Linked DNA regions of Homo sapiens: region 2 is linked to region 1. A link is a contact called in ENCODE Hi-C data. All regions are on one chromosome and are shown on one strand. The core of a region is the stretch at or near the end of the contact, and the rest is flanking DNA. Distances in the headings are between cores, read along the strand shown.

Region 1 (5,971 bases), core at 1,997-4,496:
CTTCTAACATTCACATGTTTAGAGGAGATTCTAAGTCACATGTTTAGAGGTGGTTTTCCATGGTAACTATTCTACAGCCATCACGCACTTGGGGTCCAGAAACCACAGACCTCAGATTGACTGTGTAGAAGTCCCCTCCAGTGAAGAACTATCCAATAGCTGTACTTATTTCTTTCTTCTTTAATTCATGTATACATGTGTCCATTTTTAAACCAGCTATTGATCTCTTACTTCATTTTATCTTCTCCAACTCTGAGTGTATTTGGTATACTCAGAGTAATGACTGAGACATAACGTATATTAATACACATTTTTTACTATCTTTTTAAAATTTACTGGAACTGTACCACAATAGGCAAACTTTAATCTGGGGTATGATAATCACTAAAAACCTTCATTCAAATGATATGTGTTAGTTGAGGTGATATAGAGAAGGATAAGAAATTTTTAGTTGAATTTGGTAACTTTGGCTGCTGGTTATGATCTAGATGAGATCTATTTCAGTGAATAGAGGAAAAATAAGAAAATGTAAACAGACATTTGGAGATGTTTTACCATGAGGGAGAAGGAGGAAATGAGGTATGGTTAGGAAAGTGGGATTCTGGGGGTTTTATTCATTTTATTTTATTTTAGATGCTTAGGCTACTCCCCCACCCATTCCTTGCAGATTCTAGCCCCTGACTCACTGCCACTCTCCTGAAGATACTGCTCCTGTGTTATAGTTGTTGGTTATTTTAATTTTCCCATAGAATGAAATATTCAAATAGTTTGCATTCTGAGATTCCTTAATCCTCGCTTCTCCAATGATTACAGCTACTCATTCCCATGGTCATATCTTAAATATTGGTGTTAATGATAACTGCCATCCCATCTGACCAAATTTCAAACACACTCCTGAGTAAAACAAAATGATTGCTATTTTAAAGCACTAAAGTTTGAAATGGTCTGTATGCAGCAATGGATTACTGACACACTGAGAATTATGTTCCCACTCATTCCACCAAAATAGATGCCAATGGGGCTTCTTCACAAAGCTGTCTGCATGAAACCACTACATACTAGGGAGGGAAGGGGAAAATAAAGACAAAAAATTCTAATGAAAACATACTTAATACATACACCTAGAAATCATCATAATGATGACGTATCAGTCAGGGCTTTTAGTTTCAAGCAACAGAAACTAAGCATGATTTAAGCTAAACGTAAAAATATTGAAATAGTATTCGAGTCATGTAGCCAGAACCACAGACCAAAATTGTACCACAGAATTGGCTCTATGAGGACAAGACTTCCATTCAGCACTAGAAGCATGATTTACCTGCCAACACCATCAGCACAGGACACTGCTGCCGGAGCTGCTGATTCTGGAAACTGAATATTGCTGCATCCATTGCCACTGTTGGAAAGAAAAAAAATGTCTTCTGACAAACACAACCTGAGTCAGGCGATCAAATTGAACACCAACAATGATAAGTCATGTTGATAGTATGTACCTGTGATATGATATAATAAAAATGGCACTCTATCTCTGTGACCTTCATCTCCAGTCTAATCATAGGAAAAATATCAGAAAACTCCCAATAGAGGGAGATCATACAAAATACTTGACCAGTACTCCTCAACACTGCCAAGGTTAGGAAACACAAGGAAAGTATGAGAAATCGTCACAGTCCAGAAGAGCCTAAAGAGACATGACAACTAAATGTAATGTGATATTCCAGTTGGGATCCTGCATCAGAGGAAAGAAAAAAGATAAAAACAAAACAAATAAACCAGCTAAAGAAGTCTGGTCCTTACCAGCCTGGACAACATGGCAAAAATCCATCTCTACAAAAAATAAATTTAAAAAAAAATTAGCCAGGCATGGTGGCAAGCACCTGTAGTTCCAGCTACTTGGGAGGCTGAGATGGGAGAATCACTTGAGCTCAGGGAGGTCCAGGCTGCAGTGAGCTGTCACACCACTGTACTCCAGCCTGGCAGCCTGGGTGACAGAGTGAGACCCAGTCAAAAAAAGAAGAAAGAAAGAAAAGAAGCAAGCAAGCAAGAGAGAAAAAGAAAGAAAGAAAGAAAGAAAGAAGAAAGAAAGGAAAGAAAGAAAGAGAAAGAAAGAAAAGAAAAGAAAAAAGCAAAGAAAATAAGAAATCTGAATAAAGTATTGTGGACTTAATGTATCAATGTTATTTTATTTTTTATTTTTATATTTTATTTTTATTTTCTTAGTTGTAACAAATATACCATAATAATTTAAGAGGGTAATAACAGGGAAAACTAGTTGTGGAGTAGAAGGTAACTCTGTATATTACCTTCTCAATTTTTCCAAAACTGTAAATCCAAAACTGCTCTAAAAAATAAGGTCTATTTAAAAAGAAATAAAAGAAACTATATGGTGTGTCCTTGTTTTTTTGTGTCACTAGCTGTTCAAAGTTGCCATCTTGTTTTACCTTAGTCCACTCCTGGCCTAGATATAAAGCTCTCTCTGGTTTAAGTTCTTTCACTCTGCTCCTACAGCACTGTCCACATGCCTCTAGGCAAGCACTAATCATATTATCATGTACTTAATGCCACCAAGCATTCTCTCCTTTGTGACACACACATCCCTTCCCTCTGTGTCTCCACACCCACCAGATTTCCTCCTACCTCTCAGGCTGATCCTCCTCTCTCTTTTTTGCAGGTCCGCCTTCCTGACTCAACCAATGGTGTTGGTGTTCCCTGGGCCAATTCCAGCCCATTTCCTTCTATTTTCTCTCTTCCTCTCTGTCCCTTTCTCTGCAGTCCTATTCCAATGGATAGCATCAATCACCATCTACCCAGATTGACCCAAATTTTACAGGTCTAGCCCCAGACATCTCTAAATTCCCAAATGCCTACATCCAAATGCCTAATTGACAATGCTTCTCAGATGCCACAAAGTACCTCAGTCTTAACAAGCCAAAACTGAACAACGAACTGCAAGCCCTCTCACTTCCATACAAAACTGAATGAATGAATCTGTGAACCAATAAACCAATAAAGACCATGTAAGAGACAATGTCTTGTCGAAATTGTCATTGTTTTTTGATTCCAGACAAATGGGGTGTGGGGAACAGAAAGGCGATTTGGACTAGTTTCCCCGGACGGGATGAGGCAGCGCCGGAAGTATGACGCTCATTTCTTTAAGCCACTAGAAGCTCACCGTGAGTCCATTCACAGGGCCAGAGTTCCAAGTGTGCGGCGTGGGCGGGGCCTGCAGAAAGGGACGGGGCCTGCAGAAAGGGACGGGGCTGGCAAAGGCCTGGTCTACCTCACCGATCCGGGTCGCGGGGGCTCCTAGGGGGTTCCTTCCACAGCTGGTGCGCGTGCGCAAGAGTGCGTCGAGGTTGTTCCGCGGCAATTTATGAAACTCGGAGCCGGCAGTGAGTTGAGGGTTCGGCGAGGTCAGGGATTCCTAGTTGCAGCGTGATTACCAACGCCAGCTCCCTTCACTGTCCAAGACAGCGATTCCGCGGCTCCTCTGAGAACTGGCGCTTGTGAGTGACTGAACGGGCCACTGGAGAGGAGCGGTGCTCACGGGTATCGTTCTCGTCAGCGGGCGGTGGGGACGCGGGGTCTTGGAATTGGGAATCACGCTTGAGGGCGTCCATGCGGAACGTGCAGCTTACCTCAGCTTGCTTGCAGTTACCCAGTTTCCACGCTGCCCTCCAAGGTCTGTGCCGGAAAACCTGGAGGAGGGCGCGAGCTGACGGGAGGGATGGAAACGTGGGCTGCGGAAGTAAGACAAGCGTTGAGAGCAGCGACAGAGGGCGAGGGGGTGGGCGGCGGGACGGCTGGGGTCAGGATCCAGCTCCGCTAAAGCAAGGATTTAACCACACTCCTGTCGCCTCTTCCACTCTGCAATAGGGGCAGTCTCCAGACGCGCAGAGTGGTTAGTATGTTATGATCAGCTGGTTTGGGAATGGCTGGTATTGATGCCTCATGGAAAAACCAAGCGTGACTGGATCAATCAACTGGGAAAGACAATGGAGTTTTAATTAATTCATATTGCCTTGTTTTCCCAGTCATTCCTGGCCACCTCCCTAAAAGATTAAAACCTCCAAGTATCGTACTTATTTTAAAATAATTCTTTCTCCATTTAACATAAATGACTTCTATTCAGTCACTTATTTGCAAACTGTTTTCTGTTCCTCTTTATCTAAGCTACTCTCGCCAGGTGGTTCTTACCTCAAGCAGCTGTCCTACCTACAACCTGTTTGATTAGAAATAACCCTCTTCACAGACAGTACCTTTTTTCCATAATTAGCAGCTGTTCGAGTTCCTTGCGGCCATAAAACCGTAGAACTGGTGCCACCTGGTTATATTAGTCTAACCATCCACTACAACTTCAGGTCCCTCCGTCACAGTGGTACTGGCTCCGTGTCTTAATCCTGAATCCCACCTTTATATCAGAGGCATCTATTCAGTACTTTAGAGTTTAACTGTTATATTTCCTGGCTTTGTATATTCCAGTGTTCATCATTTGCCACTTAAGCTACTTGCAGTCACGTCACACCTTGGATCTCTATCATCAAAACTATTCCACCTCGGAAATCTTACCTAAATGCAGCATGCCATCCTGAACGTCTCTCCCTGTCCTAGCTCTGTAACTGTTTACAGTGAGTAATTCATTAATTTGTGTTTTTCACCTACAAACCTCCCAGTATATTTGTTGCTTTTTTTTTATTTCCTGAGTTGGATATTTAATGCATCTCATTCTTGTTTAATTATATGTAAGGCTTTTCCATTGCCTATCAGGAGCTTCAGCTGTGCGCTTTAGATTTTGACGTACAATGTTTTTACTGTTTTTAGATACTTTGCAGTTGTCCTTTTGATTCTCTTTTATCTTTTTTTTTAGAAGCAAACATTTGAATTTTAAAGTAGGTGAAATTGTTTTTTCTATGTGGTGTTAATTTCTGGTTTTGCATTCTAGTAATAAATATGGTTTCCACTACTCTTGTTTACCATTTATCAAGGATTTTCTATTTGGTAGCCTAATAAATTGCTTTTGTAAACATTCCCTTAGGTGCTTGAATAGAAACTACATTTTATCTAGTTTTATTTATCTATTAGGCTAAGCATATTATTTATATCCACTATACTATTACTTTTTTGACTTTATCTGTCAGAGTCTGAGAAAGTTACCTAATATCCCATTTCTATTGTATCACTGTTGACTTCATTTCTTGTTTTCTGAGAATTTTGCCAAAAATGTTTCAAGTATGTTGTACATTTAATGAGTTATATTTCATTATGAGTTATAATCATTTAGTTTCCTCTAATGTATTTGTGCTTTTAATTCATTATAATTTTAATTCACTAAACTCTTGAATATTTTTTGTTTGCCTGGTATTTTTTAAAAATTCTTTTACATTTAGTTTTGGAGTTCTCGTTTCGGATGTCTTTTGAGTTTTATGTAGTTTGAGTTTAAATTTTTACCCGGTACATTTATTGTTGCAATTAACATCTCTGTTATTTTTACTTTTTAGTATAAAGCCTTTTCTGTTTTGTCTTTGACATATGGCCTGTGAGCTTTTATTTTTTCTTTCTCCATTTATGTTACTTTCAAAGTATCTGGGCCCATAGTTCATTTTTTTGTTGGACTAAATTATACTACTTCAGGACTATTCCACCAGTCATATTTAAGAGCTCTCTCTTGGCTGGTGGCTCAAAAGTGGAGCTAATGAGGCCAGATCAGGAGGGTCGTGGATGTCAACAGTTGTGGCGGGTTTTCAGTCTGTTGTATTGACGGTGGGCCTTGGCAGCTGCGAATGAGGAGAAAGATGGTCTTTTGTTATGAGTTTGGGGAGATGTCAAGGAGTACTCCAGAGGGATTCATTACAGGAAGCACTTGTTTCAGGGCAACTGGAAGCAATTTTCTATCCCGCGAGACCCAGGAATAGCCCATGAAAGGCACCATTACCCTTTTCCTCCCCTGGCCATGACAACCTAGATGGGATCT
Region 2 (4,119 bases), core at 239-2,738, 320 kb before region 1:
CACTTATACATAGGCTGGGGGGATGCTGGGAAAGAGATGCTGCCTCTAGGGCCCGTAATGTGGCCAAGAGCTGGCGGCGCTTGGAGCCCTGGAGGAAAACAGGGGATGACAGTGGGCCTAAAGAGAATGGATGAGGCCTGGAGAACAAGAAGGGAGAGATGTGGACCTGATTCAGACTGGCAGAAGCATCTGAATTCTTCCCAGTCAAGCCTGCCAGAACCCAGAAGAACTTTTATGTCACCACCCCAACTTCTGGGAAGCTGGAGAGCAGAGAAACCACCTATCCCACTTTCTTCAATGTGTAAATGAGCTAATGGAGGTTTCCCCAAAGGAAAATGCAAAGGCCACAAGCAACAAGACCAAGGCCAGAGACCAGGAATTCCAACCCTTCACCTTGAGCTTTTGCCTAGAGCTGATACATTTCTGTAAGAGGTAAGGAGGCTTCTGAACACAGGAGACACATGATCACACACGTATATTAAATATTTAACATGTCTCTAGCTGCAGTGTAGAAAACAAACTGAAGGGGAGAAATTGCAGACAGAGAGGCCAGCGGCTTGGACAATGGTAATGGGGCTAGGGGATGAAAAAGGAGGAAACAAAGCAGGCCGATTCCATGTTGGAGGCAGACTGAAGGGTAAGAAAAGCCTGAGGAAGCAGGGCCCTCACATCTGCAGAGGCTCAAAGGAGAAGATGTATTGTCGGGAAGGCTGATTCTGTGTTGCAGTCCTACCAGGTAATCCTAGGCCAGGCACTTACCCTGATTCTAAGTTTCCCACACCCTCCTTTGAACAATGATACTGACAACTCTTACTGTCTCCAATCCATCCTCCACACTGTAACCGACGACCCTTTCAAAATACAAATCTGAAGAAATAATTCCATTGCTTAAAACCTTTCATTGGCTTCTATTCTCAATATACGCAAAACTTCTACCTCTTGAACTTGAACAGCATATATGCCCCTTTCATTTACTATGTATTTCAACCACAAGGACCACTTGTGTTTGTGACTCTGACAGAACATGCTCTCTTGTCCCAGGGCCCTTGTACGTACTTTTTCCTGTCTGAAGAACCCTCTTCGCTTCACCAACTTCTACTCAACAACTCTCTCTGACCCAACGTCAGTTTCTTTTGGAAGTTCTCGGATCTTCAGATCAGGACTCGCCCTTAACGGTGCCACAGGTGTCCCTCCCCGCAATACACACAGCGCTGGGATCCACCAATGTCCGCTTCGCGGCCTGAAACAGCTCCCATTGCTCCCGCGAGTCACTCACCTTGTTTTGCGAGGAGGCCGCAGGCGGAGGTCGTGAGATTACGGGCCCAAGGCCCGCGGCTACTGGGGCCGCCTCGGCCCACTCAGGCTCTTCGAACATGAGGGTCGGGAGGGCAGGGTCGCCGAGTCCCCGCTCTTCTCCACGTGCACAGCGCTCCTCTGGAAGTCGGAGCGCTCAGACCTGCCAGAACCGACCCGGAAACCAAAGCGTGACAGCCAGGGGTTGCTAGAGCGGCCGGCGCGGCGCAGCGAACCATCGAGTTTAGCCAGGCGCGGCTAGAAGGGCAGGGAGGCGGTGGGAGGGGAGGGACGGAGGCCCGCGCTGCCCAAGAGCGCCACGGGCGGGGCGGGGCCGGCGGCGGGCTGCGGGCGCGGCCGGACGGGAGTTCCCCGGAGAAGGATCCTGCAGCCCGAGTCCCGGTGAGTGCGAGAGGACCCGCGCCCCCTGTCACCCCTCACTTCTCCTGAGTCCCAAGTAAGGAACGGAGCCAACCCTGGGGAGGACCCCCGGTCCCCTCTCCCAGAGTATACGGAGCCTGAACCTCCCCACTTCCCCCAACTCTGTTCGCGGATAGGGTCTAGTTGCCTGCTCTCGGACATCCGTTCAGCAGACACTACCTCTTCGTCACCCCCTGCCCACCCTGACCCGCCTTTACCTCGCGTCTAGAGGACACAGCCAGGGATCATCCCGCAGCCCCGAACTCCTTCACAGACCCCCACTAGCCGGGGACGCAGCTCAGGCCCCCTACCCCCAACACAAACACTTCTCTCCTGTAGAGGATAAAGCTTGGGGTTCATCCTCCTTCCCTGGATCACTCCACAGTCCTCAGGCTTCCCCAATCCAGGGGACTCGGCGCCGGGACGCTGCTATGGACGACATTTTCACTCAGTGCCGGGAGGGCAACGCAGTCGCCGTTCGCCTGTGGCTGGACAACACGGAGAACGACCTCAACCAGGGGTGAGCTGAAACGGTTGGTGGATGAGAGGAAGGCTAGAGATCTCCTGGCTACGTGGAGTGGAGTGCTCATGTCTGGTGGTGGCGGCTGCCTTTGCTAGCCAGTGTAATGAGTGCTAAGCATAGCCTGTGGGGGGCAGAGGGTTTTCACAGAGGACGCAGTTTGAGCTGAATCTTGACTGCAGAATAAGAGTTTCACAGGCAGAGGCTACAGAGAGCTTTCCAGCCTCAGTAGACTGCATGGCCAAAGGCTAGGGGGCAAGGCACAGAGCAGAGAGAACAGGAAATTGTCTGGAGTTCCATATGGCTGGAGGATAGATGATCTCTGTGGGTCGGAGCATTGGGTACAAGAGGAAAAGAACAGGACATAAGACTGTAGAGGTCTCCAAGGATCAGCCAGATCATGCAAGCATATTTAGGCTATAAGAAGGTCTTTATTTTAAAAGCAAGGTTTTAAAGCTGTATAGTGACATAATGAGATTGTCCATTTTTCAGTATCGTCTTGGATGCTTTGTGAAGAGCAGGTGGAAAGGAGGCAATTGCCTAGTTCATCGTAGAAGTAATGATGTCTTGGACTAGAATTAGGGTGAGTGAAAAAGAGAAGTGATCAAATTCCAGAAGTCTTTAGGACGAAGAATTGTGGAACTTGGTGTGGGGAGTGAGTAAGGGCAAAGATGAGGACCAGGGTTCTGGCTTGGGAACTTGGTTGTTTTTACTGAGATGGAGAAAACTGGAGGATGAGGCATTTTATTTTGGACATGTTAAAGTTAAGGTGACAATACAGCAAGGTGGAAATGTTGAGTGTGTTGTTGGTTATGCAGATTTGCAATTCAGGGGAGGAATCTGACTTGGAGACACAGATTTGAGAGCTATCAGCATATAGATAGCATATATATATCATATATATAGATGATACTTGAAGACGTGGTTGTGAAGGAGAACGTCTCAGGAGAGTGGAAGGCAAGAGGTCAGGGGACAGGAAGCCTGCACGACAGAAAAGGAGCAACCGCAAGTTGAAAAAGAAATAGGAAAATGTGTGAGTAAAGCTTACAGAAGAGAATGTTTTAATGAAGGGGAGGTAGTCAACGGCAGTACAGGCTACTGAGAGATCAAAGAACATTAATATTTTAAAGTAGCCATTGAATTTACAGTTGGGTTTTTTTTTTTTAAGTTAAGGGGTACATGTGCAGGTTTGTTGGATGGGTAAACTCAGGTCATGGAGGTTTGTTGTGCAGATCATTTCATCACCCAGGTATTAAGCCGTGGCACCCATTAGTTATTTTTCCTGATCCCTCCCTCTTCCTACCCGCCCCACTCTGGTAGGCCCCAGTGTCTGTTGCTCCCCTCAGTGTGCAGTTAGGATGTATTTGACCATCTGTGAGTGTTGTTTCAGAATAATGGGTGAAGAAATCAGACTACATTGGGTTCCTTAATTTAAGGCACTATGATGAACACCTTCTGTGCTGGGTGCTAGAGTCCAGAATCTGACATAATCTCTGCTCTCGATACAGCAGATTTGTGGCAGATTGAAAAGTAGGCCGGGCGCGGTGGCTCACGCCTGTAATCCCAGCACTTTGGGAGGCCGAGGCTGGTGGATCACGAGGTCAGGAGTTCGAGACCAGCCTGACCAACATGGTGAAACCCTGTCTCTACTAAAAATACAAAAATTAGCCAGGCGTGGTGGCGTGCGCCTGTAATCCCAGCTACTCGGAGGCTGAGGCAGGAGAACTGCTTGAACCCGGGAAGCAGAGGCTGCAGTGAGCCAAGATCATGCCACTGCCCTCCAGCCTGGGCCACAGAGCAAGACTCTGTCTTAAAAAAGAAAAAGAAAACAAAAGTTGAGAGGTGAGCAAATAGTGAAAGTGAATGTACACCAGTTCTACAAGGTT

Evidence for each region. Hi-C counts contacts between places; a loop is a spot of excess contacts on that map. Pooled maps may share reads with other maps.
Region 2: a map of OCI-LY7 shows a loop between it and region 1 (4-fold over the local background). The contact joins the promoter of RRP8 here to the promoter of ZNF215 in region 1. A Hi-C loop is called at or near these places in 2 of 168 maps with a recorded cell type or tissue (OCI-LY7 and chondrocyte), 13 of 37 single-sample maps with no recorded cell type and 13 of 50 pooled maps.

What each region holds. Positions count from the first base shown.
Region 1 is chr11:6,923,180-6,929,150 of GRCh38, forward strand. It overlaps ZNF215 (zinc finger protein 215), which reads left to right and starts at 3,247. Exons shown (of 7, transcript NM_013250.4): 1 at 3,247-3,506; 2 at 4,483-4,628. It overlaps LOC107984019 (a long non-coding RNA gene), which reads right to left. Exons shown (of 4, transcript XR_001748112.3): 2 at 2,638-3,983; 3 at 1,319-1,396.
Region 2 is chr11:6,602,128-6,606,246 of GRCh38, forward strand. It overlaps RRP8 (ribosomal RNA processing 8), which reads right to left and starts at 1,489. Exons shown (of 7, transcript NM_015324.4): 1 at 1,277-1,489; 2 at 1-88. The coding sequence starts at 1,375. It overlaps ILK (integrin linked kinase), which reads left to right and starts at 1,647. Exons shown (of 13, transcript NM_004517.4): 1 at 1,647-1,695; 2 at 2,053-2,233. The coding sequence starts at 2,145. RefSeq lists enhancers at 722-1,263, 1,259-1,448, 2,039-2,278, 2,509-2,668, 3,981-4,119 and a silencer at 1,519-1,728.